4 separate regions of the Mus musculus genome follow, and regions 1, 2 and 4 are each linked to region 3. A link is a loop called in an ENCODE intact Hi-C map of the cell type or tissue named here. Cell type or tissue: left cerebral cortex. All regions are shown on one strand. Each heading gives the region's core, and the rest is flanking DNA. Links, peaks and the distances in the headings are about the cores only. Region 1 overlaps Pak3 (p21 (RAC1) activated kinase 3). Region 2 has its middle 31 kb from the start of Gm23325. Region 3 holds the start of Rtl9 (retrotransposon Gag like 9). Region 4 has its middle 120 kb from the start of Chrdl1.

What was found. Peaks named below come from ENCODE experiments on the same cell type or tissue, not always from the same donor. Only the 100,000 strongest peaks of a DNase experiment are listed, where the experiment ranks them.
Region 1: a loop joins it to region 3, with 4 times the contacts of the local background. A loop is called at or near these places in 10 of 42 quality-filtered maps.
Region 2: it touches region 3 in a loop (14-fold over the local background); 39 of 42 quality-filtered maps call a loop at or near these places.
Region 4: it touches region 3 in a loop (4-fold over the local background); 13 of 42 quality-filtered maps call a loop at or near these places.

Annotation. Positions count from the first base shown.
Region 1 is chrX:143,670,913-143,677,015 of GRCm38, forward strand. All of the region lies in intron 1 of Pak3 (p21 (RAC1) activated kinase 3), which reads left to right. Among named protein-coding and RNA genes, the nearest start is that of Capn6, 150 kb to the right of the region's middle. In left cerebral cortex, for the core only: a CTCF peak has its summit at 3,823; DNase peaks (open chromatin) are centred at 1,269, 3,784 and 4,565.
Region 2 is chrX:143,441,682-143,447,784 of GRCm38, forward strand. No RefSeq gene overlaps it. Among named protein-coding and RNA genes, the nearest start is that of Gm23325, 31 kb to the left of the region's middle. In left cerebral cortex, for the core only: a CTCF peak has its summit at 3,130 (motif pointing left); a DNase peak (open chromatin) is centred at 3,124.
Region 3 is chrX:143,096,353-143,102,455 of GRCm38, forward strand. Rtl9 (retrotransposon Gag like 9) reads left to right here and starts at 3,242. Exons shown (of 2, transcript NM_001040434.2): 1 at 3,242-6,103. The coding sequence starts at 3,242. In left cerebral cortex, for the core only: a CTCF peak has its summit at 2,869 (motif pointing right); a DNase peak (open chromatin) is centred at 2,876.
Region 4 is chrX:143,272,612-143,278,714 of GRCm38, forward strand. No RefSeq gene overlaps it. Among named protein-coding and RNA genes, the nearest start is that of Chrdl1, 120 kb to the right of the region's middle. In left cerebral cortex, for the core only: a CTCF peak has its summit at 2,801 (motif pointing left); no DNase peak of the experiment used is centred there.

The DNA.
Region 1 (6,103 bases), core at 772-5,771, 570 kb after region 3:
GGGGTTGGAATGGAGGTGGGGACTCAGAATTGAGGGGTGAAAAACTGTATAGTAGTGGCAGGTTGCTAGACAGTCTCAGTCTATTTACCTCTATTGACAGCTTATGCACTGGACTGCGCCATCTCTGTCTGGTAAGTGCAATTTTACCCTTAATTCTGAAAGTTGTGGACATTTTTCACATGCATCTTATTTAACTTAGCCCTGCCTAATATGTGTCCAAAATTACAAGAGAAGCAGATCTTCTATAGTTGATAAGAAATAGGCCCAGAATAGTGAGGCTATTAATCTGTACTCTCAACTCCTAATTCCCAGCTCAATACTCTTTCCAAAATCTTACGGGGCAATATGTTTTTATATATCTTACCTTTCTGACTCACTTGTCTTCTTAAATGATTATCTGAAATACCCTCTCTCTCCCTCCCTCTCTCTGTCTCTGTTTCTCTGTCTCTCTGTCTCTCTCTCTGTCTCTGTTTCTCTATCTGTCTGCCTCTCTCTCTCTCTCTCTCTCTCTCTCTCTCTCTCTGTGTGTGTGTGTGTGTGTGTGTGTGTGTGTACGCACGCAGGAACCTAGCACATATGACGGTAAGATGAGGGAGTAGTGGCAGCTGTAGAAAGGGTTTAGTATTTCCCACAATGCTTTTCTCAGTAGGCTCCTCCAAGAAAGGGCAGCTGAGTCTTTGCATCATGTGGTAACTGGTGTGCACAGCACCGGGTCAGTCAGAGCTCAAGGCAGCCCAGCCCAGTCTCACAGGCCGCATTCACCTCTGCTGAGATCCTGCAATGGTGGCTATGTGAGGTGAGCAATGAATTTCAGGGCATGGAGATTGGGGTATTTGAGATCCAATAAAGCTTGCGTACTTATCTGAACTCAGACCCCACATTAGGCCTCACAGTATGACCCTTCTTTCTGGGGTGTTCAGTCTATTATAGCTATCCTTTGTCTCTTGGTTCCTCCAGCCCTAATATCCGAATGACAGCCTTAACCTACATTTTGCGGTGAGGAGGAGAAACAACATAACAGTCATTGGCAAGTCCTTTGCAAATGTCAAGCACCTGAAAATGCTCCCCATCAAACTGTCATTTTCTTTTTCTCCTTTCTGGACATCTGAGTGGCATTTCAGCCACATGTCAGAAATCCTTCAATCAGATCCTGCCCCATCCTCCAATCAGATCCTGTAGTTCCAACTGCCCCATAATCTTAATTTGGTCTTCCTAGTCAAATGTACCCAACCCACTCTTCCTTGCTTCTGGGACTAAAATTTGGCGCAACCCTCCTTCTCCCTTCCCACCTAACCAGGCAGCAAAGGCAGATGCCCTCCCCTAGCTCTCTAGCATGCATTGTCTGTAGCAGGCATTATCTGTAGCATGCATTGCTTTCCTCTCATCATACATCATTCCTTGAGGAGTTCTTGGAGTATTTCTCTGAACAGAGAAACTAGATTACCAAGGGCATGTCTTTAGTCTTACAGGTCTTTACTGTCCCGTATAAGCAGCTTTACACATGGGGCCTGTCTCTCTTTCTCTGTGCATGCCTGTCATCTGCCCTTCTCTCTGTCTGCCCCACAGGCCATCACAGTAGCTTCCTCTGTTGCCTTCTTCACCTGCTCTTCTATACTATACCCTGCAGCTTAGATGGCTAGTTAGGATTTGATGTTCCTGAGTCTCTCTGTGTCTTTGTCGGCTGCTTAGGTATCTATCCTGTTGCCCAAGTCAACATTCCCACCCCCAAAGAATTTCAAGAAGACAAACAAGCCAAGACTATGTAAGCCATTTCTCTTTGACTCTGAGAACAACCTGGGCCTAGAAGATGGTAGAACTATATCCCAGCAGCACGAGTTTGTGTGATGCACTCTCATGAAAGGAAAGCACCAGAGTTTCAGCCATGGAATTGAAGATATGGATGCATTCGACTTTCTAGAAATTCACCTTTCTAGAAACCTATAGAGGTCCAGGATCCTCTATAGACTTTGACTGACAGAAGGTAACTAGAACTGGTAATAATAATAAGCGTGTCTGAGCATCTCTTCTGCGATTTCTATGCCAGCTACAATAAGAAGTTTTATTTACTATCTACTGTTGCCAACACTGAGCTAGGCACTTTGCAAAGGAGTTCTTTTTTTTTTTTTCTCAACTAGTTCATGCTTCTTATTCTGAATTTATAAGCATTGTTTGTCATCTCCATTATAGAGGTTGGGAGGAGCTCGGCAAGTCTAGAACTAGAACAACATGTCTATCTGGGGAGGAAAGACATTTTCTGGAGAGGTTCCTAGCCTTCAATATTATTCAGTACTTACTGAGTCATGTCCCTTCCCAGGTTCCCCCTCACTTATCATTCTTACCTCTCTCTCATATATAAGCATATTTACAAGCCTATTACACACAGCTGAATAGATGTATTCAAAAATTCACATTTTTATTATGATACAACACATACACCTTACCCCACTTGAATGTTCCCACCTACTCATGGTTTTATATTCCTCGATATGTTCACACATTTTTATATCTACTCACATTATACAGGTAAGTAATATGATAATATATACCCTTACTAACACACTTATATAAATCAAACACTTTGTGCCCAGATATACCCTGCCTTTCCCCTTGCCCAACTCAAACTTCTTTTCATAGTCATAGCCATATACAATACAACAGTTTTATATTATCTAGCATGTTTGCACTGATATGGTCATTTTTTCCTCACAGTCACACACAACTGCGGTACACAGAGGTATACACACACCCTCACCCTATTTGTATATAAAGAGCATAGCAATATAGACAGTATCACCCACTCAACCTTTTGTATACTTTTGAACTATTACACTCTCCTGCTCTATCCCACTGACAGGTCTGCTTTCACTGATATGCACATCATATTTCCAGAGACTCACACTTAGACATGGAGGCAGACATTTTGCCCATATTACACTCAAGAACTTCCTTTTCACCCTGGTATATAATCACCCCGTTCAATACTATGCCTTCAGACACACAACCTGAAATATAGCTATACATTACATTTTTTTCTATAAATACAGTCATGTTCACCTGGTGTCATCATTTCTCCTTTTACACCATCACCTATGTACAGATATGTACAAAGAGATGCATATTGGCATGTACATATTCTCCTTCATTACTCATACAAAATTATAAATACAGACACACTTAATGCATAGCCATGTATTTGCACGCATGCATTTTAAAATATGCACTCTCACTTTCAGAACTACACATTACAAATTACACATTTCCACTCATTCTTTTGAACACATAACTCTCCTGTATACTCTTACATAACAATACCTATTCATGCCATTACATGTTTTCACACAAACACTCTTATACTTACCACATACTAGTCCTTGCACACATTTCCACTCTCCTATTCTCATATGGGTGTACCCTCACACTGTTACATATATCATATGAGGGTACATATAATGACATGTACAGTGCTCATAGTTACTAGTATGCATTTTACTGGTATGTTCCACAATGCACGGGTAATTTATATTGCACTAGTCAGTTCATACAGATACATACATGTACTGACACAAGTAGTCGCTAACACCATACATGTCAGTTATTGATATTTACACTCATTCATTTTTCACCCTACCACATTCGCACTAAAACTCTTTGGTAGATACACTTACTCATTTTGACCTATATGCCTGAGCAGTCCCATACTCTCCAGTAAAGTTCTCCACACTCTTAGCTTCTTCTATGGGTACATTGATAATATATGTCTCCACACTGGCACTGAACAGCACTCCCTCTCCACTAGAGGCACAGTAACCCCCATCTATCCACATTGACTCACAAGTACTGATAGCAACCCACCCGCACATTCAACTTCAGACATATTGTTCTGAACATCTTATGTGCATTCACAAATTGACATTTTCGTAGTTACACACTTTCTCAGTGGTGTATAGGCTAAGAGAACATTAACCAATCCCACACAACAGTGGTGAGAGTGGTGAGCTTTGCGTGGTGTGATTATTTGTAGAAAATCATGCCGTAACTTGTTATCTATTTTCCTCAGAAGACGGTAAGGGAAAGATCTATTTCCTTAATGCTGGGCCATGAATAATAGCACATTTATGTTTATGTTTTATGTTTATGATATAAAACTGTTGTTGGTTATACACATGGAAAGGGCAGATCTGCTTCACTTAGGCACGGCACATCTACCCACATATATTAATACTCTGTTAACCTGGAACACTTCATTCTACAGAGGAATAGAAGGCAATTCTCTCTTTGAGAAACCTGTACCCACACTTAGATGTATGGGTACCCTGTGTAATCCTCTTTCAATTAACCCCTGTGCTTAAAGTGTATGCTAAAAATACATTTTAATAGCATCCATCTCTGCTTCATTAAAGAGAGGAAGAAAGGGAAAGAAAAGGTTAATGAGATAGTTGAATGATAACATACGTTTCTACTGTGAGTCGGCCCACACATATGTAGACCCCGCTGAAATTTCAACAGCTGTTACTAACGAGTCCCCAGAGGAGGTTTCTCTGTAGGCGTAGGTAAAGACAAGCTGATGGAAGTTCCTTATACTCGAGACAGATTGCAGATCTTCTAAGAGAGTCGAAAGAAACACAGGCCCAGAAATGAGCCAGAGGAACATGAACTTGGATCTAGAGATTTACAAACACGAGAAAAGCCCACAGTAATCTCATTTGTGCATGGCTTCCTCCACTGGAGTCTTTCTGGGCACAAGTGAGTGTCAAATAATGTCTGTACCACCACTTGGTATGGTGCGGAGCACAAGTGGATGTGAAGTAATATCTATGTGGTATATCTTCACTCAGGAGCATCAGGCAACCCCCTGACTCCACCATTAAGTTGAAAATGTCTTGGACAGAGTAAGTCCCATCATAGTACTTTTTAAAAATTCCTAATGGCAGAAGGCTAAGCCTAGAAGAACTACTTCTGTGACCCAATTAAGGAGCTAAAAGGAAAAGCTAGGCAGGGGCATGTTGTCAGTACAGTTCTAGTCTCTCCCTCTTCCTCATCTTAGAATTCTATAGGCTCCACATAGAGTCAGAGCCAGAGAAAGATTAAAATATCTGTGCCTTTGAATTACTTTTTTTCATTTGTTCATGAAACAGTCATAAAAGGTAACAATCTTGAAGCTTGGAATCAGGGGTATCTTTATTGGGTCATCTAGTGGTCTTCAGTTTGTAAAAGACTTAAAGACCCAGAAGTGATTTAAGGAAACCACTTGCCAACATAAACTTTCTCATAGACATCTTGCTCAACACTGGGCTGTGCCATCTTTCCAGACAATTGTGTAATCGAGTTCTCTGTCACTGGGCATAAGGTAGAGAAAGAGCTACAGGCCTTAATGAGATCATTGTACTTAATCAAGATTAAGTTGCCACCTCCTTTTGAAGACAGCATTTGAGAAACAGCCTGGCAATTTTACATTTGATAGTTCATTGGTGATACCTAAAACTCACCATAGGCAATTGGTACAGTGTATGGGAAGAACTGAAGTTTTAAGCCTGGATTTGCATCAATTTAACAACAGTTGCTTAGTAATAATATTGAATCTCCAGAACTTGTGTTATTTTATACCTTTGGAGATTCTCATTTTTTTTAATGAAAAAGCCATTAGGAGGATAAACATAGGAGTCAGTAAGACCAGCATTTGTATCCTTGTTTAGCCACTTTCTAAAAGTGTAACCTAGTTTGAGTACTAAGCCCTCCTAATAGTGTCTTTATCCGTAAAATGGCTTTTTTATGAGGATGAAATGTGATAGATACTTTAAGAAAACAGTTCAGTGTCTGCCAATAGTAAACATACAAGTGATAGATTCTATTATTATCTTTCCATTGCCTTTGAAAGGAGCCATCAAAGGGCGAGAACTCCCAGACAGCAGAGAAATGGTGTGGAGCAAAAGCCGTTGCAGCCAAAGCCTGAGGTTCACTCAACTTACTTGACTCATTTTGAACCTTTTATTTTAGCTTAGCCAAAAGCCAGCTGTCAGTGTTATGCCTACTCAAGGGCACAATTGAAAAACATGACTACCCTTTAGTTTCCTCAATCCCTGCTCCACCAGGGAATGTGTGGCTT
Region 2 (6,103 bases), core at 746-5,745, 350 kb after region 3:
CCAAGAAAGAGCTCTACCCTATTGAGTTACCTGTTTCAGCATGTTACCTAACCAGCTATATGCCTTTATAGTAGTAACTTCTATTTTAAAGACTTGCTGGGTGTTGTATGCAATAATTTTTGAAAGATACCTCCCCCAAATCACATTGAGTCTTACAGTCATCCTCCTGTAACACAGACTAACCTGAGACATAAAGGCAAATTGTCCACGATCAGAAAGCTAACAACTCTATTCAACTCCAAAAAAATTACTTTTGTAGAAACTACTCCATCACCCTTTGCCTTACACAGAGAACTAATAATCCAGTAGGAGTCAGAAGCATTATGAGAGCAATTGACCAAAGTCTTAAGGAGTGCTTGCGGACCAAAACTAGTCAATGCTTAAACTCAGGTATCCTAATTCCAGAATGGATGTGCTCAGCCACTACACCGAACAATTCATATTGTTAATTTGGTTTAATATTTGAGATTTCATAAAGTTGGGCCTGAGGGATTATGCCATGCTTCCCTGGACTTCATGTTCCCCTCTCTGCCTCCACCGAAATGACTTTTTCTAGTGTTCATTTATTTTACTTGTCTCACATTTTTTCCTGGTAGAGCTCTCTTGGCAGGAAACAATCTTGTCATACGGAGATTCTAAGCAGACATGTTTAGACTATCTTTAATAAAACAAAGTGGCCTCCTCCCTATAATTAACACTGTTGAGCATGCATTTAAACCTCAAAAATCACCAGGTCCTGATCCATCCACCCTGTATTAGAAAAGCATGAGCACGTTTTTGTCACTCAGTGAAATAATGGTTGAATGATTTTCTTGGAAACTCTTAAAGTCTAAAGGGAAAATTAAGTGTTTTGGGCCCTTGGGGGATATAACTAGATCTTCTAGGAGTATTTGACTAGGTTGTGCTGCCCAGGGGCTTAGGAGAAAGAGGGTGATATTTTTACCCATGCAAAAACATGACACACATTCGTGAGGTTCCCATTATGTTCCAGTCTTGGGTTGCAGTTTTATTACCATCAGGTTGTGTGTCTCTCTTGGAATTTAATTTTATGACATAGATATGGTAAGTCTTAATGAAAATGTCAGCCTTTATGTCTTTAGAAATAATGACACAGGAAATGAGTTGAGTGCCCCTGTGTGGCAAGCAAATAAAAACAGAACAAAGCCTCACCACAAGACTGTGTTTCCCGCTCTCCCTCTGCACCTGCTTTCTGAATGGTTTGCTGGCCCGTGGGTGGGGGGGTGGGTGGAAAGCAAAGGTTGTCCTCTTTTTCTAGACTGCCGAGTCCTAGCTGGCCTTTTTTTTTGGGGGGGGGTGTTAGCAGTTTATTATTTTAATTAGTTTGTATCAATTGTACAGGAATGGATTTATCATCATATTTTCATACACGTATATAATGTATTTGAGTCTATTCACTCTCCCACTACCCTCTCTGTCCCTTGTGCCACTGGAACTCCCCTCCCCAAAGGGAAGCTTCTAGGTTAACATTTTGTCTGGCCTCTGGGGATATGTACAGATATCAGCATGTACAGGTATGAGTGTGCACACACATACACATATCGGAGATACTAATGAAATCTTTAAAAGAGAAAGGCAGGCAATTATCATGCTGAGAAGATTAGGCCAGCCCTGTTTAAAAATCCCACTGTGCTTCAACTGACCAGAGGGTACCTCAAGTCCGTCACAATGTAGCTCTTGTGCATTTCCCCAGCCTCACAATCCTAACCTCCCAGCCAGCCCCGTCTCCGCACCCAGCAATACCCACTTGCTGTGATTCTCATTCTTCATGCTGCTTCCTGTCCCGCCTACTTGCTATTCATCTCTTCTGTCCCAAGTGCCCTCATTCTTGTTTGTAAATCCAGCACAAACACTTATAAGACTTGTGTTCTTGGGTAAAACTGAAATTACTCAGTTTCTCAGTGTACTATTCTGCAAAATAGGAGTGAAAATTATTTCTTTTGCACAGCATTGCTGTACAGACTAAGTGAGGTAATAAACACTCAGCAAGACAGCCTAGCACATAGCATGCATATGTGTGTGTGTGTGTGTGTGTGTATGTATATGTATACATATATGTATATTGAGGTTCAGAAAGCTTAATGCCAATTCTTACCTATTGGCTTTACCCATTAACCCCTTCCTCGCTCCTCTGCTCTGTCCAAATCCTAACTCCTAGCAATTGTGAACAAGTCCTTTAAACTTTCCGAACTTCGATTTCCTCATTTGAAAATTGAAGGTGTTAATGGCATCAGTCAGAGTACTGACTGCATAGACCCCTTGCTGGTATTAAAGGGATCTTAGCACAGTGCTCTGTACTTCTGAGAGATTCAATAAATCCTTGCCAATGTTCCTAAGAACTGTCCTTTATGGTGGTGAGGAATGCAGGAGTCACTCTTTAACCCAAGTTAAGGGACATTCTTATCTCAAATACTTGTGAGGAGAGCATGGTTTCGAGTCTTCCTTACTGGTTTCAGTGTTGCAATTGAATCCTTGTCTTGAACTCTCCCTGCCCCTGCACTGGATACTGTTTTTTACTATTGTACTCAACACCTGCTACCTAGGTCCCCAGCATATCCTACACTCTGGAGACCATTTCTCTCCAATCTGTTCCTTTTCTACCTGTCTTACAAGCATGTTTTATACCTCAGTTAAGATATACTCATCTTTAAGATGCAGATTTTAATTCGTAGTCTCTTGAAGGATGTCCTCACATCCCTGTATGGAGATGGGTACTCTACCTGGTGATCACAGTGCCTATGATATGGTCATATAGCTCTTTGTTTATAGGTAAGTATCTCAAAAAAGATGTTGTTTTCTTAAAACTCACATCTGTGCAACTTTATCTCTGTATGTGTTGGACCTAGCTCACGGTTTACAACAGGATATGTATGCACAGTGTTTGAGCTAAACTGGGGAGACTCAGATATGCTTGAGCAAGTTCAAGGTTACTGTTAAAATACCAAGATATTAACAAATACACCCTTGAACAACATGGAAAACATCTGGACATTCTTTTACTGGTAGAAGAGATGGTTAATGTAACCCATGACTCCTGAAAAGAAAATGGCATCTAACAATAGTAGCCTTCCGAAGCTATTAGAAACTTGGAGAACACTGCCATCTTGTGGTAGAGTTCAGAAGTGCCGGAGAACGAAGCTCCATTTTGACATTGAACCATGAATGGTCAATTTCTCTAAAGAAGGCAAGTGTGTGATGTGCATTTCCACTTGATAGATCCTGTTAAATGAGAACAATAAAATGTTTGTCATTTGTTAGTCACTGTACCCTATTACTGTACCTAGTTGCTGGTTGGCAATGAAATGTTTTTTAAGAGAAGTCCAGATGGCCTACTTGACCCTGTTGTCACATTCACTGTCAGGCAATGTGCCCTATTTTTTCCAATGGTAAGTATGGTCTACACATGTCTGCTTTCAGCCATCATACAATACACTTGGACACAAGAATCCATTAAAAAAATAAGGCATCATAAAGTTTGACTCAATTCATGGACTAGCTGTGTGGTGTTAAATCAACATACTTGATTGTATCCCTGACAATTTTTAGTCATCCTGGAATTATTTATATGTTTTGTTGGAATCCTGAGAGATTTTCTTTGGGACATTTTACCTTATAATTATGCTGAGGTTCTTCTAATGTCACAAGGATTATGAAAGATGAATCTAACACGTTGTCTCCAGCCAACCATGAAGTGCATTTGGAACCAAATGGATTTGAGTTCTGATGGAGTTCTGATTTCTGTTCTATCCCTCACTAACTATGGAATTTTGAGTAAGCTTCTTACCCTCTCTTTGCTTCCTCATCTGTAAAGATAATCTTGAAAATCATACCATTCCATTCTGAGCGTGTGAGGATTAAAATATATACAGACATTCCTTCAATCAGCAAAAACCATGTAAGTAAATGATTACAGTTTTCACAAGCACTTCTCTGCTCCCCTTCACCTCCCTGAAATATAACAACAAAACTCAATGACAATACAGGGCATAAACCACACGGGGAACAGTATGCAGCATGAATCATCAATTTGGGGGGATCAAAACATAACATTTGAGAGTGAAAAGTCACATCCATTTTTGCCTAAAAGCGAAGAACACAAGATGGGGAGTAAGCAGAGAGGAGCCTCAAAACCTGTGGGTTTCATTGTACTTGAGTCTGGTAAGGCTTACAGGGGTACCAGCATTGGGAGAGAGCGAGGCAGTGGTGGGGAATATGGAGTTTAAATATTGACAAATGGAGAAGGGTTAGGAGTCATTGCCAGCTCACAGAGTGAGGGGCTGTCAGGTGTTAAGCCAAGTTTAAGGCTCCGGAAAGGCAGAAATAATGGAGACAGCTACAACCATAATCAAAAAATAGAAGGATGAGCAATGAAACAGGTGAGTAAGGTTGTATGTTATATTGTGTCTTCCATCCAATTGGCTTTCAGTTACACAGCCCTGGGTGCAAACTTCAATTCTGCTGCTGAGCGTAGGGTCTCGACACAGTGACTGTAAGACTAATAATCCTCTTACCTGTAAGACGACAGTTCTGACCTGCTGTTTCACATGGTAGCCGTGTCGATGGCCCTGGAGACAATGTGTAAAGTGCTATGCTCACCCGCACCTTCACACTTTAGAGGTGAGAGTGCTCATATTACCTTGCCCACCTCACTGCTCTTCCTTCTGAGCCTGCATCACACTATGATGCCTTCATCTATCGAGTGCTAAAGTCTCCCCTTCTTCCCCCTTCATACCTCATAATCCTCGGGTGCCACCTTTGGAGTTTCTCTTGAGTTGACTTTCTCTACTCTGTCCCCATTAAGAGCAGTCCATCGCAGGACTGTGTCATCTTTGTCTTGAACTTGTACCCCACTTCAGAGCTCAACTGCAGCTCATTTTCCTCAAATGTTTGGTCAGTGATGGGCAGGATGCTTCTTCAGAATCGGAGGCAGCAAACGAAATCCAAGGCAGAATTGTGGGCTAGTATTTAATGGAGTCTTTGTCTCTGTGACAAAGCAATCCACGGTATAGAGTAAAGCTTACAAACCAGCCAGCCAGGCTTTCTTGGGTCAGAATTCAAGCTTTGCCACTTACCGACTGTTTTATTTTAGGGAGGTTAAGTTATCTTTCTGTGCTTCCATTTTATCTTCTCTAGATCGAGTTAAAGAATAATTTATCAGAACGTTCTTCTAGGGAGGAAGTCAATTATGTGGCAAAGGTTTAGAATGACATTTGGTACATGTTGTGAGAAAGATTTTTTTAAAAAAAACTGGCATGATTCTGCGCTTGTGCCAGCAACTCTCAGCCCCGCTGTGGCACCACTGGCTCTCTCTACCCGCCAACCCTCTGGCTGGGCCAGAGCTCCTGAGTTCCTTTCACTGCCATGCCAACCCCACGCTATGACCGTCCACCCCATGGACAGCTGCTACAACACCCATTTACCCAGTAGAAGAAAAACTCTTGAAGCTTATAATTAACCAATTATATTTATATACCAATAAATTTCCAATTTACAATATGTCATTATAATAATTTTAGAACCAATTGATAATGATAAAAGCTTTATCTCAATCATTCTAACCTTATGATATCATAACTACCTGTGGCTGGTTAAAGCCACACTGGTTCATGTCCAGCTCCATCTTGGTCTTCCTCTATCTCCCCCGAGATGCTCCCTGTCTCTCAACTCTTCGCTCCACCTTCCTTTTCTCTGCCCAATCACAGGCTACTAGCTGCACTAGTATAATTGGATAGGGAAAATCCTGTGACTGGTACATAGCAAGCTTTCAAAGGACTTAAGTATGTTTAATGGTTTACAGTGGGGTTAAATGTTAGATGTTGCATGTATGGATCCAGTGTGGGTACTCTACTACTTGATGGTATGGGTAGTTTTCACAGAGTAGTGTAGGACTATCCATCTGGTGTGAATGAACTCTATACCAGCTCCACTACCCTCCCCTGACTCCCAAACTAAGTATGGTTTTCTTATGTTTGCTTGGAAGATGCATATATGATTCTCTTAGTGTATTGTTTATCCCAACTAAATCTCTTTTGCTTCCTAGACCTTGGCCAAATGCAAAGCAGAGAAAACTAAACAAGTACCTAGT
Region 3 (6,103 bases), core at 348-5,347:
TGAGCAGTAAACTCTAGTCCTGCAGAATTGTGCACATTTAGTTTTTTGGGGGGAGGATCTGGTTACTTATTTGGTTACTGATAAAATTTCTGATAGAAGCAACTTAAGAGGACTACTCACAGTTCCAGATATCAGCATGTGGAAGGCATGGTGGCTGGGCATCACTGGCCCACAACATGCAGAGTGGGAAGTTCCTAACATCTGGATGAATCAGGAAATAGAGAGCAAGACTAGAAAGACAACAGAGCTCAACCCCAAAGCCCACCACCAGTGTCCTACATCCCCAACTAGGGTCTATGTTCATAACCTTCTAATACAGTCTCTCCAGCCAGTGACCGAGTATTCAAACACACAAACATGTGGAGGAATATTTCACATTTAAACCATAACACCTGTGGAAGCTCAACTTTATTATCAGCAAACTGAGAGCTACAAACCTCTAGCTCAAAGGGTAATTCTGTAGAGCAAATAACAGAAGACTTCTGAAGCCCTTAGCACAATTTTTGACTTAGAGAAGAGTATTCAAGGCAAGGTATTATTATGACTGCCACTACTGTCACCATGGCTGCTACTAAAATTTAACCACTCGTGGCAAGAACATTTCTTTGCTTGGTGGGGTGGAGATCCAGCAGGAAAACTCTGGTAATTATTCTGTACTTCTACTATGACCTCAAGCCCTCCTTCTAGACTATAGGCTTCTCCTTTGTTTATATGAAAGGGATCCTCACTGGGTAGGCTCAAGTCTAACATTCTTGCCTTCTGTTTGAAACCTATTGAGCCTCATGTTGAATCCTAGCTTTTCAGAATGGACACTGGCTGCCAGATTTGTCTTTGTCATTGGGGCATAATGGCTTTTAACATTGCTCATGACTATGGGTGGCTATTAAGGTATTTACTTTCCAGCCACTACCACCCAGTCTCTTCCCACCCTGCTTTACCCATGAACCTCCTTGAGTTTCACGGATGTTACTTCTCAGGATCCTCAGTCCCAGTCCTTACCTCTAACACTGAGCCAGTACTTCTTGGTTTGGCCAGCTGCCTTGTCTAGGATCCAGAGTAGCTGTGCCTGCTGGCTGCAGAGAGCATGCACGTTTCATTTCCAGAGTGAGGACACTGTCTGGTTCATCTCTTTAGTTGTGATGGTTTCTTCTCTTTGGGGTAGCCAGAGGTGGGCATCGTGGTGGGAAGCTTGTGGTATTATTGGAGGCAAGGGGCAAAGGGGTGGGACCCGCAGAGGCCAAGAGCTAAAGTAGAGCTTCTGGAGGGCTGACAAGAGAAAGGCGGCCAGAGGCAAATGTCAGAGCCTATATAGAGGCAGGAATCTGGGACCTGAGAGCCAGAACATGCACTAGCAAGTCAAGAGCATTGGGGCCGGTGGGCGGGCCAACAGGCTGGCTGGCGGGCAAGAGGGGGGTGTGGCATGGGATAGCTAAGGGAGATTGCAGAGAACAGCTGCTAGCATTGGACCTTGCTGTAATGAACTGGCACAGGGTATAAGTCAATTGGTCAGACCAAAAGAGCTACAGTGGAAAGGACACTATGACTCTTTTCTGTCACTGGTAAGGTAAGAACTTTCTGAGTTGTGACTCGTGGAAAATTGTGCTGCACACAGGGATTAATTGATGGTGAAAGGTGGAATTGCAGGATTGATTTTTTGGGGGCCAATCTTTCTCATGGCATGAATTATGATTAGGCTAACTGAAGTGTTTGAAGGACCTAGTATTTCTTTTATGATGCCTTACCTTAGAGTTTCCTAGTCAATGGGATTGAGGACTGAAAGAAGCAAATCATTACAGCCTATTAGTGAGGAGTAGGGGGCTGAAGAATTGGATGGGCCTGAGAATCTTTCAAACCACACACAAATGATGAAATTTCTGTGAGTCTTCACTCTCCCAGAGGATTGCCCAGCATCTCTGAGGGGTTGCTGTGTAGATGTTACAAGGCAGGTAAAGTGCCTAGCAGAACTAATGAGTGCAAGAAATGCTTGCTGTTGGTAATTCTGCTCTTAGTGTTCCAATTGTTACAGAGGCCCAAAGCCACGAAGTTGATGCTTTCTTTGACATTGCCCCAAAGTAGCCAGTCTTCTTTTTTAGGGCCATGATCAGGTTACAGGAACATGTTAATCTTAAGTAATGTGTATACATGGGTTTCCAGCTCGTGTGCCAGTGCACCCCTTTTGTGGCTGCTTTGGGAAACAGGTTAGAGAGGTGAGGCTATGAGAGTGGCCAGCCCCCTTCTTAGGTCAACAGGAGAATTTGAAATTTCTGCATACTGGAGAATAAGCTGCCAGTGATCTCTAGGCTAGGATGTCAGACAAACAACTACACGCAATGTCAGGGATACCAAAAGATCAAGTAACTCCAAGGAAAGGGTGAAGAGGCAAAAGATACCATCACAGTGTTCCTATTTTAGATGCAACTCTTGTTAATCTTAGAAAACTGGTACAACAGGCATAGTAATACTACTTAAGGTCCAAATAGAACCAGGCTTGTAATGTCATGCACATCATAGGCTGTTTAAAGTTCTGTGAAGTTAAAGTTCTCTGTCATCCACACACCTACTACGTAAGCAATAAGTAGGATTGTAGCTGTGGCTGTTAATAATAATGATGATGTTAATATTAAGCAAGGTTTTGCTTTGCAGAATGCTATTCTTAGTCATTGATCAGATAAATGTGCTATGTTTCCTGAGAAAGACATTAATAATACTAGTAAAATCTGGGTTAAACCATTGGTGGGATTCAATGACCATTAGGAACCAATAATTATCATGGAGTACAGGGCTCTTTCATTCCTGCCTACCAGTACCTAGGTTGACTTGCCTTTGAATAACTTAGGCAAAGAATCTGAACTTCTTGTAATTGGCCAGAAGGTGGTGCTGCTGACTCATTTGAGACAGGGCTTCTCTGGCTCTGGAGCCCACTATAGGCATTTATAAATATGGAAGCTGTGCTGTATAACTGGGTATGGGTTGGTTTAAAAGAGGACAGAGGTTGGAAGGATAGTTGCTTCAGCTTTGGGGATATTTGTTGCTATATATTTTCTTCAAACTGATAGACCCACTTTCAAAGCCATATATGTGACAACTCATAAAAGCAGCCTCTATGAATCATTGGAATATATTTCTAAAATTGGTTTTTGACCTTTAATCTTTCCTCTTGTTTACAGATTTCATTGATTTGTGGGTTTCATCAGTGCCTCTGATGTCAACACATTAGAGTCTGCAACCCTGCCTTGTAGCCATGGCAGATATGTCAATACCATTACATTCACTACGCTTCAACAATATGATGAAGGAGGAAAATGGTGACCCTCAAAACAGAGGGGCAACTTTCTCTAGACCAATGACAGAGACCAGAGCAGAAGTTCAAATCCTGCATTCACAGTTGCAGTTGCCTGTTGTTTCGACTTCAGCCTCAGATCTCGAAGGGACATCTACACAGCTGATGACATCGCCAGGCTTTGACAGTCTGTCCACACCTCTCATGGGAGCACCACACTCTGGGACGTTGTCCCCACCACTGATGTCAGCCTCAGACTCTGGGACACTGTCCCCACTGCTAATGCCGGCCTCAGATTCGGGAACACTATCCCCACTCCTAATGCCAGTTTCAGACTCTGGAACACTGTCTCCACTGCTAATGCCAGCCTCAGATTCAGGAACACTGTCCCCACTGTTGTCTACTTCAGACTATGGGTTAATGTCCCCAGGGATGATGTCAATACCTGATTTTGGGACAATGTCATCACTAATGGCAGCCCCAGATTCTGCAGAGATATCACCATTGGCAATGCCAATTCAGTCCTCTGGAGTGATATCTGCACCTATAATGAGCACTTCATCCTCCGAGGCATCGTTAATGCTAGGATCAGATCCTGGTGAGATATCCCCACTCCTGATTCCAGATATGAACCCTGGAGTGACATCCACACCACCAATGACAGCTCCAGGCTCAGAAGCAATGTCCCCACTGCAAATTACAGATGAGGACACAGAAGCAATGTCCAAAGTGCTAATGACGGCTCTAGCTTCTGGAGAGATATCATCACTGCTAATGTCAGGCACAGACTCTGAAGCGATATCTTCTCTGATCATGTCAGCTCTAGCTTCTGGGGAAACACCAGCCCAGCCAACAAATCCTCCAGAGTCTGAAGGGATACCCACTGTGCTCATGTCAGGCTCAGACTCTGCAGTCATGTCTTCACTGCCTATGCCAGTTTCTGGCTCTGGAGCAATGCCTACACCACTCCTGTCAATCCCAGATGCTGGAGAAATAGCCACATTACCAAAGCCAGTCCCAGATGTTGAGGCAATGTCCCCACTGTTAATGACAGCCCTCACCTCTACAGTGATGCCCAGTCAACTGATTTCAGCATCTAGTTCTGGAGTGATGTCCCCAGATACAACACAAAATATCAACTCTGAGGTCATGTCTGCTCCACCAATAAGAGTTTCATCCACTGGATTGATGTCCACACTACCTGTGAGAGCTTCTGATACAGCGGCAACACCCATACAGCTAATGAGAGTCCCTGCCTCTGGAAATATGTCTACATCACAAAAGACAGTTCCAGTCTCTGGATCAATGTCCACTCCACTGATGGCTGTCACAAGCCCTGGAGCAATATTCACAGAACAAATGCCAAGCACAGCCTCTGGTACAATGTCTACACATTTAACAATGCCCCAAACACCTGGAACAATGCCCATAGGTTTTATGAAGTCCACATCAAATGGAGCCGTTTCTGCACAGCAAATTAGATGTTCAGTTTCTGGGATGATGTCCACACAGCCAGTTATAGCTACAGCCTCTGAAATAATGTCTGTGTCACAATCAACAGTCCCAACCTCTGGGTCAGTGTCCACACAGAAAACCCGAGCTCCTGTCTCTGGACCAATGTCTACAACCCAAATAAGAACCACAGCCTCAGCGTTGACATCTACACCACAAATGAGAGCCACAGCCTCCGGGACAATGTCTATCCCACTGATGACAGCCAAAACCTCTGGATCAGCATCCACACTGTTAATGAGAGACACAGCCTCAGGAGTGATATCCGTGCCACAGATGAGAGCTCCAGGCTCTGGAACAGTGTCCAAGCCACTAATGACATCCAAAGCTTCTGGAATGTTCATGCAGCAAATGACAACTGCAGCTTTTGGAGCAACGCCTACATCGCTAATGAGAGACACAGCTTCTGGAGGTCTGTCCATGCCACAGATGACAGATCCAGCCTCAGGAGGCATGTCCACACTGCTAACAAGAGCCACAGCTTCTGGAACAAAGTCTACATCACAGATGACAGCCACCACCTCTGGAGGCATTTTCATGCCTCAAACAAGACTCTCAGGTCCTGGAGCAACATCCACACCACTAATGAGAGCCACAGCCTCTGAGAAGATGCCTAGTCAGGCAATGAACATTCAAGACTCTGGAGGAGTGTCCACACCGCTCATGAGACCTGTTGCCTTGGGAGGGGTGCAAATGAGATCCCAGGGCTCTGGAACAATGTCCACACCCCTATTGAGAGCCTCGGACTCATCAGAGATGAGTATGTTGCTCACAAAAGCCCCATCCTCTGGAGAGCGGCCTCTGCTATTAGTGAGACCTCCAGCTTCAGGAGAGATAGCTCCACATTCGAGAACCCCAGTTTATGGGACAATATCTGCTCCACACATGACGACCACAGCCTCAGGAGTGATGACCATGTCACCTATGAAGACTTCTGTTCCTGTATCAGAGTCGGCAACTCTCCTGAGACCCACAGATTCAGGAGTGATGTCCATACCACTGACGAGAACACCAGCTTCTAGAGCAAAGTCCAGACCACAAATGGCCACAGCTTGTGGAGACATGTGTCCACTCCCAGTGCGAGCTCCAGCCACTGCAGGGATCTCTCCATCACCAGTCAGATCACCAGCCTCTTCCACCTTGTCTACACTACTTAGGAGACCCTCTGATGGAGCTGTGACTGCAGAGTTAGAGAGAGTTCTAGGCCCTGCACAATTTGCAGCTATGACCCCGGGAGAGATGTCCAAGCCACTGATGAGGGCTTCAGCCCCTGGAACCACAACCATGCCTTTGATGTCCCCCATGACTTCT
Region 4 (6,103 bases), core at 367-5,366, 180 kb after region 3:
CTTTGGAGTGGGTTTATCCTGAATAGGTCTCATTTTCAGCCAAGATTCCCAACTGAACAACTAGAAGCTATGTACTAGCTATATCTCTCATAAGCTGTACTGAGAGTACTTTCAAAGGTAGAGATCTAAGGCTTTATCAGCCATGGAATAGGTTTTATGGCAGCCTACTTTGCTAAGGAATAAAAAAATTCTGACTGTATGAGGCAGAATTTTATTTCAGTCCCTTTCTTAATATAATCCAGTAGGGAGAGTATAGGGGAGTAGTGAGACCTCACCACTGCAAATTCCTCTGCTAGCTACCATTATTTACTAAACAACAGTTTCATATTATCAAGCAGCTTTAGAGAATTTGAATCCCCTCGGTATTATGCTAAATGTTTGGGCGCATCAATTCATTACTCTTCAAAGCAGTGTCAGGAGGCAGGAACAATGAATACAGTATAATGAGGCTCACACAGTAAGATGAAATGGCTTACCCAATTGCACACAGCAAGGACAGGGACTCAGGCTGCCTGCTTTTAGAGCTGCTATTTTAATCACTCTATTGCACTTGCCTACTGTGATCATCACTGTTTTGTTTCAGACTTTACAATAAAGAGATGACATCATTAGGAAACAGCCTTCTGTGGAGCTGGGGAAAGCCTGAATTCACAGGCCCTGGATATTGGATACTCAAGGGGTTCACATACTGGGAGCCTAATATGACAACTGTATTGAAATTATGTAACTGATGACATTCATTCAAACTTTCTTTTCTTACCAATTTTATTTATGTTATAGTTCATGTGCCATAAAATTCACCCCTATGGAAGTGTACAATTAAGTAGATTTTAGTATACTTGTGAAGTTCCTGTGGCCTTTCTCTACCAACTCTGCTTATGAGATCAACTCCTTTGTATTTGTGACAGGAGACAAACTCTGATGAATGGCCTATTGTTTGGTAATGGCTGTTAACAAAAGTCAAACATTGAATGTCCTGTAAGTATCCTGCACTATTTCAGAGTTTGTCTTTGTGGTAGACATAAGCATTTTGGGAAGATCCTGAAAACATGGGCATTTCTCCATTTTTCTTTTGTTAACTTTAACTAGCTCTATCCAGACCTCCTATAAAAAATCATCTATGAGGGATGAGGCAGGGCCTCTAGAGGACTGTCCTCTCATAGAAGTATCTTTAGCACAAAACTCTCAAAGAGATGAAACTCCTTGTTTCAATCATTTCTTGACAATGGTTCTTTGCAGAGCCATAACTCTTAGGGGGAAGGGTGGAATTAAAGTTACAGTAAACAACCTAAAAATCAGACTCTGAATAAAGTGTTGTTTTGGCTTTGAATAAACATATTCCACATAATTTCTTTAGTAGAATTTCTCAAGCGTACATGGGTGCTGCTATGATTAGTAAAGCACAAAACCTTTTAAACAGAGACTAGAAGTATAATTACTGTCAGGAGATAATCAGAGAAAGTTTTCATTTATATAATGGGTTGTGAGGCTAGAAAACATGGAATGAATGGGAAAAAATTATAGCATATGAACTTCTCATTTAGCAAGTCATCAACTTATTAGGATTCATTAACATGCTAGATTGAAAGAACTAATTTTATTCAGGGAAAGGTATTAAACAATTCCATCCCTAAAAACAGTGTGATCAGAAGTGTTCCCACATCTAATGTGGATAGGACAGTTCTGCTTTGCATACCACGTATGCATGGAGACATGGCTTCTTTTGCATTTATAATGTTTGAACTTCAATGCATAGATCATTATTCAGTTGATTTTGCACCAAATATATTCCACCTAAATATGTACGTGGAATATCTCTAGTTAAGCCAAACCCCAAATGTTCTCAGCTTCCAAGAGTGTCAAAAAATTCCCAACAGAAATCACCAGTGTAATGAAATCCACAGGGTTGGGGGCTAAAAATCAGGGGAGGGGAACCATCAACTATAGGACCAAGACAAAAGCATGCCTGAGCTGCTGAGAGGGTACAGAGAAAGCAAAGTCTACCTAAACCTTTAGCAGGCTGTAGTTTAGAGATGACAAAGATTTCCTTTTTATGGTCTCTTTTTAAGTTGTTCTCTTTCTCTTATTCTTTCCGAGAAGCCTCTGCCCTTATACTTGCTTACAAGCCCTCTTCACCTCATCAACCCAGAGTCCCATTTTCTATCCAAAGCCATCCAATCAACCCAGATTGTCTGCATTTTCCTGGAGAGGTTCCTTTTCCACAGTTGCCAAAATGTCTCAAAATTCTCAGAGCTTTTACTTAGTTTCTGAATCTTCAGGATACCCATAGGCCATAGTTCTTACTTCTAATGCATGGCGACTTTCTCCTTTTTCACTGAACTCCCTTCTTCCACACTGCATTGTATCAGAGCCTTCTAAAGCCCATAAAATCCTGCTTTAGGCACCCCCTGACTGTGGCTTGGGGTTAATATCTGGTGCTTTCCAGTCCCACCTCATGTGATTATGCCTTTGTTTCAGATTCAGGAGACCAATCATACTCAGACTGGGTCATCACTAGCCACAGCAAAGAGACATTTGAGGAAACAATCAAGCAGTCCTTGTACAAGGGGGCTTTCAGTTGCTTGACAACCAGCTGATAGCCTTGATTCTTCTTTCGGCCCGGCATGACCTCAGGCCCATAAGTGGCTACTTTCCTCAGAGCTGTAAGAGGCCATATCCTAGGAGGTCGTTTCAAAAGAGGTACTCCAGACAGTTGATTTTGTTAGAATTGGAGAGCAAAAGGTTCTTGAAAAACAGGTTAAAAACTTTTCCATTCTCCAACCTCTGTCTGACTGCCACCTAGTGGCATACGGGGGCGAGGGAGGACAGGCTCCAGCTAGGTGCAGCCAAGAAATAGGTGCATTGTCATTACATTTCAAAACAATATAGAAACCAACTAAAAATCAATTAGACTTTTATCAATACCAACAATTCTAGATAATAGCCATAATAAAATGCTTCTCACTATGGAACACCATTGTTCCCAACTGACACCCAATGTGTTCCCCCAACTTCTCTGACTAACTTTTAGATAACAATTCAGATTTCTTCTTGTACATATATTTCCAGCAAATTTTTCTGTATAGGGTTGTCGCCGTGTTCAGGCATTGTGGCCTTGGGAGGTGATTGAATCATAAAGGCTCTGAGTTCATGGACAGATCAATCCAATTATGGACTGGCATATTAGTGGGTTTGGAGGAGGGACTTTGTTATAAAAATACACTTTATGTTTGGCTTCTATGAAGTGGAAGATTTTATTTCATTTGTCGTTTCACAATGGTATAGTGCCTTGCATGCAGATGTAAAAGCAGCTAAGCCAAGCAACCAGGAACGAGACCTCTGAAACCAGGAGCTAAAATAACCTTCTCTCCTTGAAGTTTATTTCTCTCAGGTATTTTTCATAGGGATGGAAAGTGTATTAGTTACTTTTCTATTGCTGTGATAAAGCTCCATGACCAAGGCAACTTATAAAAGAAAGCCTTTAATTGGGCTGATCAGAGAGTTGATACAGAAGTGTAGAGGTGGCAGCAACTGAGACTTATATTGCAAACCACAAGCAGGAGAGACAGAGAGAACCATCTCAGAAGGGTGTGAATCTTTTGAAACTTCTAAGCCTGCCCTCCAGTGACACACCTCCCTCAACAAGGCCACACCTCCTAATCCCTTTTCAAATAGTTCTATCACTGAGAGAACAAGTATTCAAGCATATGACCCTATGTCGGCCATTCTCACTTAAACCACCCAGAAAGCTGACACCCCACTCACATCAAAACTTCTCTGTCTTGTGTTTCATCTCTATAGGGTTTTGCTTTTTGTTTTCCTTGGTGTATTTTCTTTCTAGGGTTTGTTTGTAGTAGGAACCTATATCATAATAGGAATCATTTGAAGAATCAGTGTTTTAGCTCAACCCATTTAAGGGAGCAGATCATTTTCAAACAAAATCGTATGTAAAACTTTTCTAAGCTTTATGTCTCACCTTTAATGCTATTTTCTTTGGAAAAAATTCCATGTCCCTCCACAATGAAGATAGGTCTCCTTGATCATTCTGTCACCATAGTATCTTAGACTCTTGTACTTCCTACCACATTGTAATTTCTTCTTCAGTGTATTATTTTTCCTGGTAGGTAAACTGGCATTTCTGTGGAAATAGATACTATGTCTACAATGTTTGTCATTAGAATCGTCGTGATTGGCACACATAGCTGATGAATGAAAAAAAAAAGCCCCCTGGTTGCTAAACTTTAAAAGTAAAGGAACACTGGGGACTTGGTTTCAGACATTTCAGTCTATGACTTGTTAGTCCCACTGTTGTGGGCATTGCTGGACATCATGGTGCAGAATAGGTAGGTGGTGAAGCAAAGCAGCTTATAGGGAACTGGAAATAGAGAATATAGGGAGGGGCAATAGCACACAAACCTCTAGTGACTATCTTCCTCTAGATCAAACTTCTCATTGTCCAACTACTTCTCAACATCATACCCTTCCCTAGGGACCAAAGACTTGGCATATGAGCCTGTCAGTGACATTTTGTATTTAAACTATGTACATATGTACACATATAAACATATGTACACATATGGAAAGTTATAGAGATATAAAACCATTAAACCACACATTGTCGGTCTCTTAAATATTGTAGCACAATAGAAATAGAACACACAGAAATAGAAATGTTTCTTTTCACACAACAGTGAAATTGTAGCAAGAATGCTTCACAGTTGAGTATTGTCATGAGGTTTATAACAAAATTCAGAAACGTCTGATTTAGAACTCAATAGTCAAAAAATAAAATAAAAAAGAAGTCAATAGTCAATGTGCAAATTGCACATTTATTAGTTGTTTTGCCTTGACACCTTAGAACAAGTTATTTTGCAAAGCAAACAAGTCCTTTGACATTTGTATGTATTAACCCACACTTTATTAGTTTTTCTTAGAGTTGGCTAGAGGGAAAATGTTCTGAAGGACTTTTTTACAAATTCCCTGAGCTGTTTTTTCCATCTGCAGAAAGAATTTCATCAGATGGACTCTTTGCTTGGCAACTCTTTGGTGAATGTCTGGAAGTGATGGGCACTGGGTCTCCATCTTCGCAGAGTTCCTTAATCTAATTAAGAAGACTGTGGCTGGGCAAATACTTCACATTTTTACATACACAGTCATGTGTTACTGAATGACTTGAGTATATTCTGAGAACTTTGTTGTTAGGCGATTGCATTGTTGTGCAAACATGGAGCATACTGACAATAAGCCGAGCTGGTCTAGGTTATTTTACGTCTAAGCTGTATCTGTTCCTAGGCTGCATGACATTTACTATACTGAATAGTGTAGGGATACTTGGATTACGGTAGTAAACATTTGTGTGTCTAAATCCATCTAAATATAGAAAATATACCTTCAAATATGGTATAAAATATCACAAAATGAACTTGTCAAAGGGTTGAAAATAGATGACTATATAATGAGGTAGATGATGGTGGAGGGATGTTGGGAAATGGGTCTCTTCTGGACATGGTGTGTTATTTAAATCACTAATTTACTGCAGCTATTGTTATCTGCACTAGACCTGCAAACAATCAAGATCAAAAGATCAGTCACCATTTCAATAGGGAGCACTAATTGGAATCATTAGGTTACAAGAGAGAGAGAGAGAAGAGAGAGAGAGAGAGAGAGAGAGAGAGAGAGAGAGAGAGAGAGAGAGAGAGAGAGAGGGAGAGAGAGAGAGAGAGAGAGAGAGAGAGAAGAAGAAGAAGAAGAAGAAGAGAGAAACAGAGACAGACAGACAATGAGAGAGACAGAGACAAGGGGAGACAGAGGCAGAGAGAGATGGGGGAGAACAAAGATAGAAAGGGAACATGACGTGAGTGTCACACTGGAAGAGGAGGGAGGAGGAGGGGAGTGGGTGGTAGATCTGATCAAAATACATTGTATTCTTGTGGGAAATTGTCAAGTAGTAAATCAAAGAGCAAACATTCTAAAAATTAGTTCAATTGTGATGGCTTGGAGGAGTGGAAATTTCCTTAGGTAGGTGAGACAATAAAAGATCTTTATTGAAATGTACATCTTTTCTAGCTTTTTAGTCTTTTGTAATAACACTTAGAATACAAGC